Regions from separate parts of the Homo sapiens genome. Here region 1 is linked to region 2. The links are chromatin loops, found by intact Hi-C in ENCODE. Cell type or tissue: MCF 10A. All regions are shown on one strand. Each heading gives the region's core, and the rest is flanking DNA. Links, peaks and the distances in the headings are about the cores only.

Region 1 (8,152 bases), core at 1,069-6,068, 140 kb after region 2:
GTCAGGTGCGGTGGCTCATGCCTGCAATCCCAGCACTTTTAGAGTCCGAGGCAGGTAGATCGCTTAAGCCCACAAGTTCAAGACCACCGTGAGCAACATGGCAAAACCCTGTCTCTACAAAAAATACAAAAAATTAGCCGAGTGTGGTGGCATGTGCCTGTAGTCCCAGCTACTGAGAAGGCTGAGGTGGGAGGATTGCTTGAACCCAGAAGGTTGAGGCTGCAGTGAGCTACAATCACACTACTGCACTCCAGCCTGGGTAATAGACCCTGTCTCTTAAATAAATAAATAAATAAAGACAGACTTTGTTTAAAAATATGCAAATACCTATAAAGACAGAAACACAAAATTTATTTTGATCTGGAATCTTAGACATGTTTACCCCTTACTTTTTCCCCCCATTTTCTAAAAAAGCTAATGATGCTATTAAGATAGCAAATATTGTTGCTGTTTTTTTTCCATTGTACGGTTAATGAACTTGAAAAGCTTCAGGACTAGTGATTTTCTGTTTGATTTTGCTATTCTCTTGTTTCTTCTTCTTTGACCAGCCAAACTTGATCCAAATGCTTGGCATCAGAATATAATTTCTTGAGCTTTACCCTCTGTATTCTGAAGAGCCATCAGTGAGCCTTGACTTTGGGATTCTCTGCAGAGCCGTTGACTGAACCGAGATAGCCTGATGACATCGGAATGATCTAGCTTTAAATCATACAGGTACACAATTTTTGCAGCATTCCAGATTCAGAGAACAAATATATATCTTTGCTTCCATGTGATAGGCATTATTTTTTTTTTTATTTTGCTAAACTTCCTTCATTTCAGTTAGTATCTGTTATGGATTGGATTGTGTCCTCCCCAAACAAGATATGTTGAAGCCCTAACCTCAGAACCTCAGAATGTGGCCTTATTTGGAAATAGGGTTGTTGCCCATGTAATGATTTAAGTTCAGGTCATATTAGAGTGAGGTTGGTCCCTAGCCCTTATGACTGGTGCCCTTGTAAGAAGAAAGTCATGTGAAGACAGAGACAGAGAGAACCCCATGTGACAGATGATGAAGGCAGAGACTGGAGTTATGTAGCCACCAGCCAAAGGATGCCAAAGATTCTCAGCAAACCACCAGAAGCCAGAGAGAGGCAAGGAAGGATGTTCACCTGCTGGTTTCAGAGGGAGACTAGCCCTGCTGACATCCTGATTTTGTACTTCTAGCCTGCAGAACTGTGAGACAATACATTTCTGCTGTTTTAAGCCACCGCCTAGTTTGTGGTCCTTTGTTATAGCAGCCCTGGGAAACAAATACAATGTCACAGCCCGGTGGTCCTGCTGTCAGAGGCTGCGTGATGGATGTTGGCCTGGTAACTGCACTGGGTGGCCTCCTTAGCACTGTCTACACATACCGACCCCTGGCTTCATCATGGCCAGGAAACGGCTCCCCCAGACTCAGCACCTCAAAGCCAAGGCCCATGCCTAGGCCAATGAGAAATGGCAGTGGAGACTGAGCATTGCCTTCCTCCTAGGTTCAGAATGCTTTCCAGTTCCTGCTCCATGAACTGGTATGGTCAGTGCGGAGTGGTAGAAGCAAGGTCCTCATAACAAACAACTAATCCTGACTGGCAGCAGCAGAAGCAGTAGAATGTTGCTCTAGGATGCCCAAGACAACTTCCATACAGCAGCTTTTCATGTCCCACCATCTCCTTTTCTATTTTGTCTCAATCTCTTTTCTGATCATAATACCAGGCCCCATTCCTTTCCCTGTATACTTTCTTTAGTTGAATATGTCTCTAAGCTTTTGTCTTCTGTCACCCTTAACTCAGACATAGTCTGGTCCAGCCATAGTTGCTAGGGATGGCAGCTCCTGCTTTGTGAGAAGCATGACCTGTCTGCTTCTCAACAGTTTGGTTCCACCAGTTTCAGGGACAGAAGAGGGTGTGTACCAACCAATAAGGACAATTACTTAATGGATAAATCTTGTCTATTTCACAAAACTTACATGTCCAAGCAGTAGCCTGTTGGAACTTCTATGACCTACTGCAGAAAACCAGATTACCATTAGGGCTACATATCTTCCATTTTAGCTGTTTTTTTCTTATTATTACTTGACATCTCACATACCCTGTTAATAGGAAGTCCAGGGTCTCCCTCGGGAAGCAACATCTCTCCCTTCACCTGTTTCTGCCTTTATCCTGATCAATTTAAAGAATCTGAAGCCAACTCAGTCTACTTCTAAAAGATAAGTCAGTCCTTTTTTCAAATACCAAATAGAACAGATTCATGATCAGATTTTGCCAAGACCTGTCAATATCACCAAGTGCTGCCCCTGGAAATGACTACCACTGCGCATCATTCAGTTCTGACCTGGACTAGGGTAAGGTACCTAGCAAAGTCCTTTCCCCTTGGCCACAGTGATTGGTTTAGAGTAGTTATCTGACCTGAACTGGATCACTTGCATGAAGTACAAGACTTCGGTTCTATGTTTGCGGGAAGAAAAGTGAGCCCCTACAGGTCTCGACGTCTTGACGAAGAATGACAGCAGCCACCCTGGATCAAGAGCAAGACAGAGGATGAGGCTGCTGCCTTGCAAGACAAAGCCTAGAAATGGAGGGACCAGGAGCCTCTGCGGCATTGCTGGGTTGCTGAATCCACTCTTGCAGGGAACCCAGAACATGCTGAATGTTTCAATTACACAAGGGAATGAATAAAGGCCATTACGGTAAAAGATAGTTTAAGTTGCACATTTGTTTTTTATAAGTAAAATAAACTCTAACTGGTATAACATAAAAAACCATTTGTAGTTCTCAGCTGTTCAATTAATTGAATAAACTAGTTGCTGCTCACTTGCATAAGGACTCCTAAATATACACTTAAATTCTTATTATAATAAATGTTTCCCATGGTGAAATATCTATACAGGAAAATTTTTCTAAAGTTTTTGTTAGAAATAGATAACAGCTGAGGAAAAAAATCCCCCCAGAAAACTTCTATCAGGAAAGAGAAATCAGATGAAATGTTTGAAAATGAGCTTTTTAGTACTCAAAGTCTAAACCTCCAACTGTTGGCTCTCCTGACCCCTGTCCTGCGTGTACAGGGCCGATGTTCCACTACTAGGGAGTTATAGGAAGGGCCGGTGCAAAATTAGCCCTTAGGTAACCATTTGTGGCTTGTATGATTGAGGAAGACATAAAATGCATCCATCGATTCTGAGTTACTTGATTCCTGGTAGGGGAGGGGATGGGGACTGAGTTAAGCAGGTGAGTTAAATAAATGTTTAAATAAGGTTTTCTGAACTGGGTTTTTGGGAACCACAAAGTTGGGTTTCAGATTCCTAGTCAGTAATAGAAACCCCCTATCCTTCCTCTCCAGTGCAGAAATAAAGCCAGTTTTGGGATTAATAAGATTAACACGCTGCTGGTCTTACTTCTTGGACTTGGAGCTCTGTGGCACCAGGGCAGCCTGAGTTGCCGGCTGGTTTCACAACCATGACTGTGGTCCTCACAGTGACAGGAGGGACACACCACACGGGAGAGCTCTTCCCCCAAGATCGAGTTATTTTTCTTGCGTAGCACTCCTTATGCAACCAGTATTGTGACTAAGCACTTCCACCCCAAAGATTCCTTCAAAAACATTTTCCTGGCTCCAAATGAGTGCATTCTACTTTGTTTTGCTTTACTGCTTCTTTTTCGTTCCTTCTCAGTTATTGAAATAAAACTGAGAGCCAAATCATAAACTTTGATTTTGTGTTTGACCTCAAGTTTGCTCTGGTCGTTTCTTTCATCCTTTCTTTTTCCCATCAAGCAAGTGCTTCTTCAGTTTACTAGCAACATGCCTGCTAAAGCATATTGCACAATATGTGGCTCGCCACGTGACAGTGACGGTAGAAAATGTAGTTTAGGGCCTAAAACATTGTAGGTATGCCAGCTGCCATGACATCAGTATTGTTAATGCTATGGTTATTCTTTTTATATCAGCTTTTCATATCTCACTTTACAGATTAAGCAAAACAGCTAGCCAATATCTCTGTTTTTTATTGCATTCATAGAATATTATTTTTATTTGTGGGACATATTCTAAATACAGGCATGTGGCACCTTAAGCAGATCCAGTATAGCATACAAAATCTAGATTTATACATTTGTTTGTAATTTTTTTAAAAAGCTAGTTCTCTTTTTGAAATTTAAATATAAGTTGATGACTTTAGTTTTTAGTTTTTTTTTTTTTTTAAATAAAGTTACTGATTTTATTAAGGGGAATTCCCTGATGTGGTCCTTGTGACAGGCAGCTCCAAAAAGGTGTTTACTATTAACCAGTGTCCTCAGCAGGCTTTCTGGGCTCGGCAGATGTGACCTGACACAAACAAATCCACTGTGGTTTTACCTACTAGGATTTGTTTTCATTGTTATTCTAGTCTAATTTTTCATTCGGACAGTGAAATTGGTATTCCATGCAAATTTTCTGGGTATCTGTCCTTTGCTTCATTTTTCAAGTTGCATAATTTAGTCACATTATTTTCATTTGCCTCTATAGCTTTGGTTTACTTTTTTTTTTTTGTATGTTAAGCAAAAACAAAACCAAAAAGCTTTACTCCTTTTTTCTCTACAATAAATCTCTATTTTAAGTATTGATTTGCAAATATGTCTGTCATGATAGTTTTGGGGTGCTTTCCTTCCACTTTTATTTTTATACTAGAAGAGGAATTTACTGAAATCCTTAAAGTTATCTGGCAATTCAATCAGATGCTGCACCTCATTTAAATGTGTTCAGCAATTGTCACGACTGGCATCATTAACTTCTATATTCTTATCTGCTATAATTGGTGATTGATGATGAAGGTTTCTAATCACAGGTGTGATGATGGTTCAGTTGGGCTCAGTGATGTTAAGGCTGAGTGAGCACCTCCTTTACAGCCTTTCTTTCATTCCTTAGCTCAAAATGAGCAAATAATTTTCTATAGCAATCAACCATTCTAATCTTTAGGGAATCTTAACTTATTTTCATCCTATGCTTTAAAACACTATCATTGTGAGTCTTCATACACAGATACCATGTGCCAAAATACTTGGTTCATTTACTTGACAATTAAACCAACCAATCAAGAAATTTGAAACAACAATAAAAATAAAATTTTTAGGTAGATGTGATTATGTTTTGTTTCAATAAATGTAAACAAATAAATAGATATATAGAGAATAGTTCAGATGAAATTAGTAAAAATTGACTAAATTTTGTATAAATCAATTTTATAAATGTGACAACATGAACCACATTTTAAAGAAAAATAACAGAAAAATGGTGTTAAATCCTAGTCTTTGGGGAGGAAAAGTGATTGTACCATATTTTATAAATAAGAATTTTGAGAACAATGAATATAATTTTATTTATGTTAGTAGAGCAATTGTAAGAAGAAGGAATTAAAGTTATGATAATCATACTGGTTAAAAGTGAATTAAAGTAACAGACTACTTTTGGAAACAGTTTGGCAAAGCTCACTGGACTCAATGGAGGAAAGGTATATAAAAACATATATTGGCAGATGGTTTCCTAAATGATAATTGTTGTTAAAGCTAATATTGCCGAATTTGGAAAAACACAGGAAACCTGATGGCCAATTCTAAGGAGGAAAAGAAACATCGTTTTATAGAAACAATTCATTTGATATATAATAAATAAACATCATGAGCTCATTTGGGGGAATCCATGTGCATGTTACTAATTTAAGCTAAGCCTTAATGTTAAAACTCATCTCTCAAGTGCCAGTAACCCTTAATAATTGCCACAATAAGCCATCACTTACTATTTCCCTACCATGTGCAAAACTCTGATAGAAAGACTGTGACAGTACAAGGAACTGTAAGCCAGCACCTCTTTCATCTTTGAGACTAGTGGTAGAGATGGGCATTTACACAAGATAAGGTAATAAAACAAAGCCAAACAGAAAGTGCCTACTAGTAAGTAAATGGTAATGGCATGAGTGTCATCAGCGTGGAGAGAAGGGGCATGCAATTTTCAGTTTAGCTGGTCAGAGAAGCATCTTAAAGACTGGCTTTGGGCTGGGTCAAGAAAGATAGGTAGAATAGGAAATGACCTGAAAAGGAGAAGAAGAGGAACTTTAAGGCAGGCAAGCTAAAGATGTCATGAGGGAAAGTTAAGAAGATAAAAACTACAAAAAAAAAGTATATTTTGGTAGCCAGTTTGGCTGCCTGCTGGTTTCCTACCCAGGAATAAAGAAATGAGTTAGGAAATATAAATGGAGGCCAGGTGCTGTGGAGATTTGGTTGTAGATAGAAGGGCTGTTGAGTAGAGTAGCATTCACCTTCAAAACTGTCCCCAAAGATAACCTTTCACCCTGTCCCTTTGTCTTCCTGTCACTCTACAGCTCAAGGTTTTGTCCCTCTATCTAGTCTTTTCAAAACTGTGTTGTGCTCCATGCTTCACACTTCTCTGTTTCATGTCTATACATGTCTTGAAACTAGCAGTCAGGTTTCATTTTACTGCACAATTTTCTGTGTGAGCCCCAAAGACCAGAAAACAAAGCTGAACTTTGGGATAAATTTTACCAGGAAGATTTTTCTGGGAGTGGAACCTAAACTGGAGGTGTCATAGGTATTACTGAAGAAGCAAAGACAAGAGATTTTGTTACACCTCCCTATGTCTAAAGCCTGTTCTCATGTCTAATTCCATCAGTTTTTCTCCCCTGCGTGGTGACATCTGGCTTATCCAATTAAATTAGCTCAGATGCTCCTACTTCTAACATCTACCATGAAGTCATTCAGTCATTTATTCAAATGTATTGAGCACCTACACTATGTTGAGAACCATGTTATGGAACCCAAAGAAGAACAAGACAAAAACAAGCTTTCATATAGATCTTGCTTTTGAGAGACTGAATATACAAGTGAACAATGGCCAGATCATATATAAAAATAGAACTCTGACCTGCACCCTGACCAGGATGCCAACCCTCTTATCTACAATAAGCAACCCAGGAAGCTAGCCTGCTATAAATCAGATTACTATCTCTAGTAACAACCCAGGAAACTGAACAATAACTTCTGTAATAATCGGTCCAAAATGGCCAGGACTTGATTAATATCTGAGAGCTTCTCTAATTTTTGTTCCCACTTTTAATTTAAGACTAACTAGAGAAAGCCAAATTTGCTCTCCTAACCAATCATGTAGGATGTCTTCTAGTTAACCACCCTATAGCTTTCCCATGCCAACAGGCTCCAATCAAGGCATACCTGAAGGCTTTCCTCTTTTCTGCTATAAAACTTTCCCACTTCTTTGCCTTCTTTGATTCTCTGCCAAAATGCAAGTGATGATGGCTCTGTTGCTATAGTATGCGCTGAATAAACAGACTTAGCTTTTCTCATCTGGGTGGTCTTTATTTTCCACACTTGATGTACAGAAGTCATTCATGACAGTTCAGCATCATAGTAGAGATGGGCTGCAAATCTGCAAAAATATAGAATGCTGTAGTAACACCAATATTCTCTAACCCAAATCTGTAGAGTTGTGGTTCAAATTTCTACCTAAGGAAGCTACAGGTAACTTGCTAATAACCAGTTGCATGAGTGACAGTCAAAGTGGGAAAATAACTTTATTCTTTTAACTCTGTTGTTCTTAAATCACTGTGCTATGGCAAGAGCCCCTGGAAATAAAAGTGTTCTGGGTCACTTCTAACAGTCAAGTCTCACGTTTAGGTGCTACATAAAAGCACAGTTTAAATACAAAGTTTTTTTGTCTCATTTTATTAAAAGATCTATCTCTCAATGTTAGAAGCTAGAAACAAAGGGAAGAGGGAGTGATTGTTATCCTTGCTATTTACCCAATTAACTCTTCCTCACCTGCTTCTGTCACTTGGCAACTCCCGGTTCCCCAGGATTGGAGCAGGGGATGGAGTGACTTGACCAGTGCAGCTGTAACTTGCCTTTGGAGCTTCTCACCATGCCTCTCAAGACATTAACAGATTATCAACGTGTAGCAGCAGAGGTGATGACAGTGGTGAGACTCCAAAAGTTTCCAAAGAGCAGACTGCATGCTTGCCGGTGACCTGGACATCTGCCCAGCTAGCTTGTTCTGCTCTGGTGAAGGTAGGGAAACTGAAGTTCAGGTTATCTTGAATTCAGGCATAAGGCAGCACAGGTCCTGCTCCAGGGCT
Region 2 (8,152 bases), core at 2,350-7,349:
GTTTATTTGTAACCATATACACTGCATTAGTGAGTCTTCCCCAATAGGTGAGAACTTCTGTTTTGATAAGAATGATAAATGAATCCTCTACTTAGACTTTTACCCATCTGGTGGTTTGAAGAATTCTCCATAGTCTAGCTTTTGGTTCTATACAATTAAAAACATGTTTCTTCTCTATTGCCCACATACTTCTAGAGCTGGGTGCTGTACGAGACAAATGTATTGCAATATGACCTCTGTACTGGTCCTTCATAGTATGGTGTAGTTGATAATACAAATATTTCTGGAAGTCATTCCCACAATGGGACAGACAGCGAGGAATAATTTAATTATATAAAGAAACAGCTGTAAGCCACATAAATATATCCTCTGAACCAAATTAAATATACCTTAACTCAACTTCTTAGCAGGATTCCAATGATGCCTGTAGCCACTCTAATGCTGCCTGACATGACAGACAGAAGTGTGATGGAGAAGTCAGAATGGGAAGATCCAGTAGCTTAAACAATTACAGCTAAAAACAAACAAACAAACAAACAACCTCACTGTTGTGCCAATTTGGCAAAAACACATTGCAGCGCCTCTTCCAGGGCTGTGGCTGGAAGTCTGGGGCGTTAAGTGGCTCTAAGGCTTATGCTCCATTTGCTTCACCATAGATTTGCCTGGGCTCCCAGATGGGATGGTCATATGCCAAGGGATGTTTGTGTGTCTTTGTGGACAGACATGAAACATCCCAGGGAGAGCTCCTATTCTAAATTACCTCCTTGCGTCGCTTGAGGCCAGGAGTTTGAGTCTGTAGTGAGGTATGATGGTGCCATTGCACTCCAGCCTGGGCAACAGAACAATACTCTGTCTCTAAAAAAATAAAAATAAATGAATCAATGAATTACGTCCTTCATGAAAGTTTGACTGGACCATTAACAATTCATATTTTTCCATTCAACCTTAGCCTTTCCCTTGGTAGAGTCCTCTTTTTAAAATGCTACATCCCTTAGGAGAGGCAGCATGCACTTACTTCCTTGAGGCTTTGTTTTTCAGGGTGTTTTCTTCCTTTTTTTCTAAGAAAAGATAAGGATTTATGAGAAGTTTGGGCCTTGGACATGAATAAGGGCTCAGCAAGGGAGAACGAGGGCAGAGTGAGCAAGGGGCATGAGGTTTTTTGTTGGCTGCGGCAGTCAACGCTAGGGATTGCTGAACTATTATTGTTATGCAGGTGTTAATGTAATTGAGTTGTATGTGTCTGTGTATTTTTCTTTAGAGCCGTTCCATTTTCTCTACAGATTTCGTGTTTATTAAGAGTAAAAACAATGTCTGCTGCCCTTTTACTATGCTCTGAGGGGTTAACCTCTACCCATGTGCAGATCTGCTGTTAGACAGAGATGCCACCTGGAGCTGACTATATATTTGGTGATCCTCAATTCACTCGTGTCTTAGCTTATTTATTCTTCTTTGGACCCACCCGTCCTTCATGGCTTCTACTCCCTTGATGTTCTTTTTAGCATGGTGCTGAGTAGTCAAACAATGCGTATGTTTTTAAGCAGAAATCTTATACAGTAAAGATTAAACAGAAACCCAATTGATAAAATAGATACATGTCAACCTGCCCTGATTGAAGCAGGGGCTGGGGCATAAAGCCCTGGCCATGCGGCCTCCTTCTTTGTGGCAGGTCCCTGAGTGGCTCTCAGAAGTCCTTACAGCTCTTACGGAAGAATGAAAACCCCGGAGTAGAAAAGTTACTCTTGGATAGACAATCAGAAAACCTGGATTTTTATTTTGACTGGCATTTCTACTAGTAATGTGACAATAGGCACGTCATCGATTGCTCTAAGCCTCAGTTTTTGCATTTGTAAAAAGTGGACAATAATATGTTGCCTTGCTCAGCCTACATCAAAGTAAGGCTGTGAGAATGAAATGGGTTATATACGTGAAAGCCCTTCAAAGTGCTCTACATGTAAGAATTACAGTATCACCCCCTAAGTCTTTCCAACAAAATCATCTTATAGATTATTCAAGTCATGTAATCATAAATGAGAACATCTGAAAGGGTTACCGATGCCACCCTATGTCCTTTATAATATCCCAGGTCAGGTAAGAGGCCACCCACTCCTTGTATATATTGTCAAGGAAGCCAAGAAAATAAGAGTGACATTTCCAATATGTAGTGGGACCAAAAGCCCAAATACAAAGATAGAAAGGGCAATGACTAAGCACCACATGAAAGAAATAAAAAACTTACCAGGTGTTGGCACATTTCTGCTGTGGCTCATGAAGTAAGGATGATGCTGTTGCTATGCAGAAACAAAATATTTGGAAGTGACAAATTAATCTTATTTTCAGTTTGTGCCCCAGTGTATTTGTTTGCAGGACGTGCACTGTTCATTGACAAGATATAAGAAGACCTAAAGGGAACTAGAGGAAAATAGAACAGGCAGGGGAAAACGAATGTAAAATACTTGGGCTATTTAACTTGAAGGAAAAACTAAAGATTACTCAGCTTTAGATCACTGAAGAGTGATCTAATAATTGGCTTTTAGGAAACACAGAGATTTATTGTATAGAGTACAGTGTACAGTTGGCACTCAACAAAGAACTCACAAGTCTGTTGGAGTTCACAGACACTGGCCTTCAGGGAGAGTCACAGAAAATTGAAGAAAGGTGCCCTATCAGGAACAATGGCCCCTCTGCCATCAAGTCCATTTGGTATCTAAACCAGTTCAAAGAGATGTTTTCATCTCTCATTTTTAGAGACATAATTGATCCTAGATGGGATTAAGGGTGGAATGACATGGAAGAGCTGGATCTGAAGCATGCTCTTGGAGAAGAGCTGATGATTGACACCAGGAAAATTCAGAGCCAGGAGACAAGGAGAGGTAACTGCTTAGCAGCTCTTAAGCCTTCAGAGATGACAGAATCTGCTTTGGTTGCCTGAAGAGATTGTCCTCCACATTAGACAGATAAGGATGGAAAAAACATAATAAGCAGCTTTTTGTAATTGACATGTGGGATGAAACTGGCAGGCAGAGAAGCTCAACCTACATCAAGATAAGCTTGGCTTGTGGTCAGGCTGAAGGACTTGTCTTGAGATTTTTCAAGTTAGTAGGAATGACTTCCAGACTGAAAAGCACTGTAAGGGAAAAAAGATGCACAAAACACCAAGTGTCCTCTATGGGTTTGTGGACAGACTTTCCACATTGTTAATGGAAATGATTTGTCACATTTTATAGAGTTAGTACACATGGAATGAATCTGTGTTCGTACTTCTGAAGGTCAGAGTCCCATATACTATTCACCTGAATTTTATAGACTAAGTAGTAGATTAGAAATACCTTCACCAAGCAGGCCAGATCAATTGCAGATCTCTTAGAACATGGACAGATTTCCTGTGTATGACACTGTCATCTGTCTTTATAAACCACTGGACACAGGCCTGACTACCTTCTAGATTACTAAACTCATTTGAGAATAGAACATGATACAAAGAATTAAAGGGGTAAGAAACAAGATTTAGCAGTTGCCATATTTTGCTGTATTTTCCATTCATTTTTCTTTTGGGAAAGATTTTGTTATGTGATCTAGTTAAAAAGAAATTTTACAGAACCTGTTAATACATAAAACTGAAGAACATTTTTCTTAAGTATTTTAAACTATAAGACAAAGTCTGAGCAGCTATCATACTTTATATAGTGAATTGTTAGAGGTCTTTTGAAAACCAAGAGTTTTGGTCACCTTGACTTTATTTCGTTTTTTCCTTGCTATACCTGATGATAAATCATTGCTTGGAGTGATGTAATGTGCACTTGTGTCTCAAGTTCATGTTTGTACTGCGTTTATACAGAAAACATGCTCCTTTACAGAGTGAAGTCAATGTACATCTCCTTTACAGAGTGAAGTCAATGTACATCACAGGTTAGCCCTGGAAAATGTTGTTTGCTTTTCTGGAATTTGGTTCTGCTCTACATCAAGATTTCAATGTAAAAAGATTAGATTTCCACAGGTGGCTTTGCATTAGTCAGAACTGAAATCAGAGTCTATTACTTCTAAGAGGTCATGGAAAGCAACTAATTCAAGACACATGGGGGTCTTGCCCAACATGATACATATAGTTAATAGAAAAACTAGCACCAGAATGTGTTGAGTGTTCTTTGCATACAACATATTACAGTAACTTTTGACGTAGCTATATCTGGATAATCCCAAAATGGAACTAGACTCGAGTAGAATTGGGATGCACTTGAGGCTATCAGACACTAGGTGGCATCTGTCTCTTTTTGCATCTGATGGGTAGATAATGTTTCAGTTGGATTTGTACATTGAGGGGAAGTAGACAATAATTTGCAATCTATGATCTTCATTCTTGTATAGATTTATGTGAACTAAGCTAGCACCAATGACTCATAAACTAATTTCAGCATTGCAAATGAGAGGTACCAAGTTCTTGGGAGATACAAATAATCTTTGTGAGTACAGAAGTTCTAAAACATATCACTTGCTTAACCTTCTCAGCTTGGGTATTTAATATCTAGAGGGTTTTAAAACTTCATGACTTTATGAAAATTATACAAGGGATTGACTGAGAATTAAGCCATTTTATGGAATGAAAATTATGTTATTATACTACATAAATGTCGATAAAAATTGGAAGTGTGATATTAATTTCTGATGCCCCATTAGTAGAAGTTGGTAAACATATGTAATCAGGTATAGTTAAGGGAATAATTTCTGTTCTAAACCAGTCTAATTTTCTTAAGTTTTTAGGTTCTATGGATCCTACTCTGAGGTTCTAGGAAAAAAAAATTTTCTTCAACTTTCATAAGTTCTTTGTTGAAATGGAGCCCTGTAGCAATAGGCAGATTAATAAGAGAAAAACAAACAAAAATTTATTAACATATATATTTTATAAATACATGGGAAACACCCAGGAGATGAATAGTCTTAAAGAAGTGGCTTTGAATTCCAGATTATATGTATCATCAACAAAGAACAGTGACATTTTAGAGAAATGACAAGACAAAAGACAGGACTTTGAATCTCCAGCAGCAGCCAATGGTGGGCAGGCAGATAAAGGTGAGTTAGTAAAGCTTGTTAATGTAGATTCCTGTCATCCCATCTCCAGGCTGACATGTGTCCAAAGCTGTCTTCAGTGGTTAATTTTTTTCTCTCCCTGGTAGAGAAGGGGGTCAGGATACCTTTTATCTTTGTAAATCTGCTTCCTGCTTTTTGGCAAATAGAGGTAGGGCAGAGAGCTGTACTGCATCTGCTTGTTCTTAATTCAACTTAACAATCCTTCATATTTTGGGGTGGCATATTCTTGTCTCCCACAATGTATTAATGTTTTTCTCTTCTGTGTTTAAAATGCAGATGTGTTCTGAAGTCAAGAGTCTCTGCTTATGAGTAAGGGCTTCTGTGAAATCTCTGTTGCTGGTTAAGTTGCCCTGGACGTGACTTCTTTTTCTTTCCTACAGCTTTGTAGCTTTCTGCGTCTTTAGTCAGAGTACGCTGTTTACCTGGTTGGCTGCCTCTCTTATTTGGTCCCTTGGTGGCAGGGTAAGAGGGAATTAAACTTTGCTCATTTTGGTAGAACTTTTTAAACTTTCAGATACAAGCTGAAAACTGGTCTCCTATTTTATAGAAACATAGATATTACATTTTGCTTTCAAGGAGAATAAGTCTGTAGACAGATCTTATATAGTTGGGCACAGGAGCTATTACAAAATATGAGAACACTATTGTGACTGTTTCCTCTAATGGTCTCTTAGCCTTGCTTTGTTCCTGAATTTTCATCATGGTCTTAATTACTGGCATGGACCAAGTTATTGTCTCCCCTTACTCTCCATTCATAGGTTGACATCCAAACTGTCAATGTGATGGTATTTAGAGATGGGTTACCCTTTGGGGGTAACTAGGTTTAGACAAGGTCATGTGGTTAGGCCTTAGTGATAGGATCATGTTCTTATAAAGAGACACCAGAAAGCTTGTTCTCTGTCTGTCTCTGCCATGTGAGGACACAATGAGAAAGTGGCTGTCTACAGGTCAGGAAGAGAGCCTTTACCTGGCACTGAATCAGCCAGTACATTGATCTTGGACTTTCTCCCCTCCAGACCTATGAGAAACAAATTCCTTTTGTTTGAGTCATCCAGTCCATGGCATTTTGTTACTATAGCCTGAGCAGACTAATTCAGTAACCATCGTGTCATGATATTACTTTAAGGGGGAAAAAGAGTACACTTCTGTGTTGCTTAGTGACAGGGATATCTTCTGAGAAAAGTGTTAGGCAATTTCATTGTTGTGTGAACCTCATAGAGTGTACTTACCAACCTAAATGGTATATATATTTTTCATGTGAAAACCAAATATGCCAGCACCATTATTGAATATCAATCATTTCCCCTACTTGACCTGAAATGCCAATATGAAGTACCACATATCAGGTTTCTATGTATGCTCCGTTATAATCTTCTGAAACCACTGTTTTATATGCAATCCATCACTGATGGAATTGTTACGTGGTACGTGACTGTACTTTTTAAAACTGTGGTCAACATGAGCATCAGACTCTCTTACAAACAACCCAGCCATCTTTCTGCAATTAGAAGCATCTCAGGTACTTTACTCCTTAATAGTTTCATTTTATACAAGAGCCAGCAGCAAGAATCTCTCTTTGCAAGCCCCAGCTGGGGAACCAAGAGTGATTGTTTAGGCTGTGAGTGTTAGTGATGGTGGGTGTAATGGGAGGATGGGTATCATGCTGATATTGGCAGAGGGTGCAATTTGACTCATTTAACATGTATAATGGTTTGCACCCTGCATTAAGGATGGTGTGTTTTGAAACTGAGACTTTGAGGTAAATAAATTAATGAATACAGATAAAATATTGAAGCAGGAAATTTTAACATGTTAATGTCCATTTCTATTTGTGGTCATCCTGTACAACTTTAGAGACCAAATCTTATATGAGAATGTCAGTTTCACAGACACTTATGAGACTAGATGAATAGCATCTATATAAAGAAAATCTGAAAAATCCTTGACAAAATCACCAAATGGCAAATGCATTTACAATGGTCTGTAAGAAAAGGGAAAAGCATGAAGAAAACCTCAAATAAAACAAGGAAGAGCAAACAAAGGCTTACTAACATTCTCATTGCCATTATCTATCTTTTTTTCTAGGGCTAATGGCTCTATATAAGACATGCGCATTCATCTACCAACGACATCTGTGCAGAGCATGGAACAGCGTAGGTTTGTAATTGCTCGCTACCCTGAGCTAGGGAAAATGAACTTCTGACATTTTGGAGGAAACAGACTTAGCTTCTTTGGTAAGGTGAGGGTACCCTTGCTGCTTAATGTTCTAAGTTATTTTGTGGACAAACAAAATAAGTGGAGAAACTATATGTCTATTACTATTATGTTACTTATAGAAGCAGAGAAATCGTTTTCAAAAACATATATTTGGTTTATAAATATGCTTTCTAGGAAGGGCTCCAATTGCAAGTTTATAAGCACTTAATGTGTTAGCAGATATAAAACTGCTGGAATTCTCAAGGTTTTGTTGTGCATTAAGGAGGAGATGAATAGACTTTGATATCAGTCTTTCAGTGAGGAAAATTATATTCAATACTATGCAGGGATAATCAAATCCTTAGTGAAGAACTTTGAGGACCTTGAAAACGTATAAAACTGTGAACCCAAGCTCTTACTGGCATTTCTGATACAGCATATTCTTCCTTATCCTTGAAAGCCATACTCCCTCTCCAAGTAATATCTTAAGTTCATTCCTTTTGTATGGCCCTGTATCAGCTATTGCTCTGATCAGGGAGAAAATATTGATTTCTTTACTTTGTGACCCTGGTGGGAGCTCAGGAGTTATACTAAAAATGAAATATTGGTGGCCCTAGATGAAATGTGTCTCGTGGTCTGCTTTTGAAAATTGCAGTTAATCCATTTGCCTAGTGTTCCATTATTGGAACGCTAAGCTTGTGGAGTTATTTATATCCTGCTGCTAAAGGTCATCACCAAGGTCTGATTTTTCAGACAAAAAATTTGCAACCTCTGGCATAAATGGGTTAATCAGTGTGATAATATGACATTCGTCCCTATGTTTTCTGGACTTTTCATGACATGTATTTCCTCACAAAGATGAATGCCTCCAATA

What was found. Peaks named below come from ENCODE experiments on the same cell type or tissue, not always from the same donor. Only the 100,000 strongest peaks of a DNase experiment are listed, where the experiment ranks them.
Region 1: it touches region 2 in a loop (3-fold over the local background); 2 of 110 quality-filtered maps call a loop at or near these places.

What each region holds. Positions count from the first base shown.
Region 1 is chr2:150,907,534-150,915,685 of GRCh38, reverse strand. No RefSeq gene overlaps it. Among named protein-coding and RNA genes, the nearest start is that of LINC02612, 280 kb to the right of the region's middle. In MCF 10A, for the core only: a CTCF peak has its summit at 3,541; DNase peaks (open chromatin) are centred at 3,535 and 3,835.
Region 2 is chr2:151,047,900-151,056,051 of GRCh38, reverse strand. It overlaps LOC105373686 (a long non-coding RNA gene), which reads left to right and starts at 5,471. Exons shown (of 4, transcript XR_002959484.1): 1 at 5,471-5,544; 2 at 7,168-7,321. In MCF 10A, for the core only: a CTCF peak has its summit at 4,263 (motif pointing right); DNase peaks (open chromatin) are centred at 4,251 and 6,121.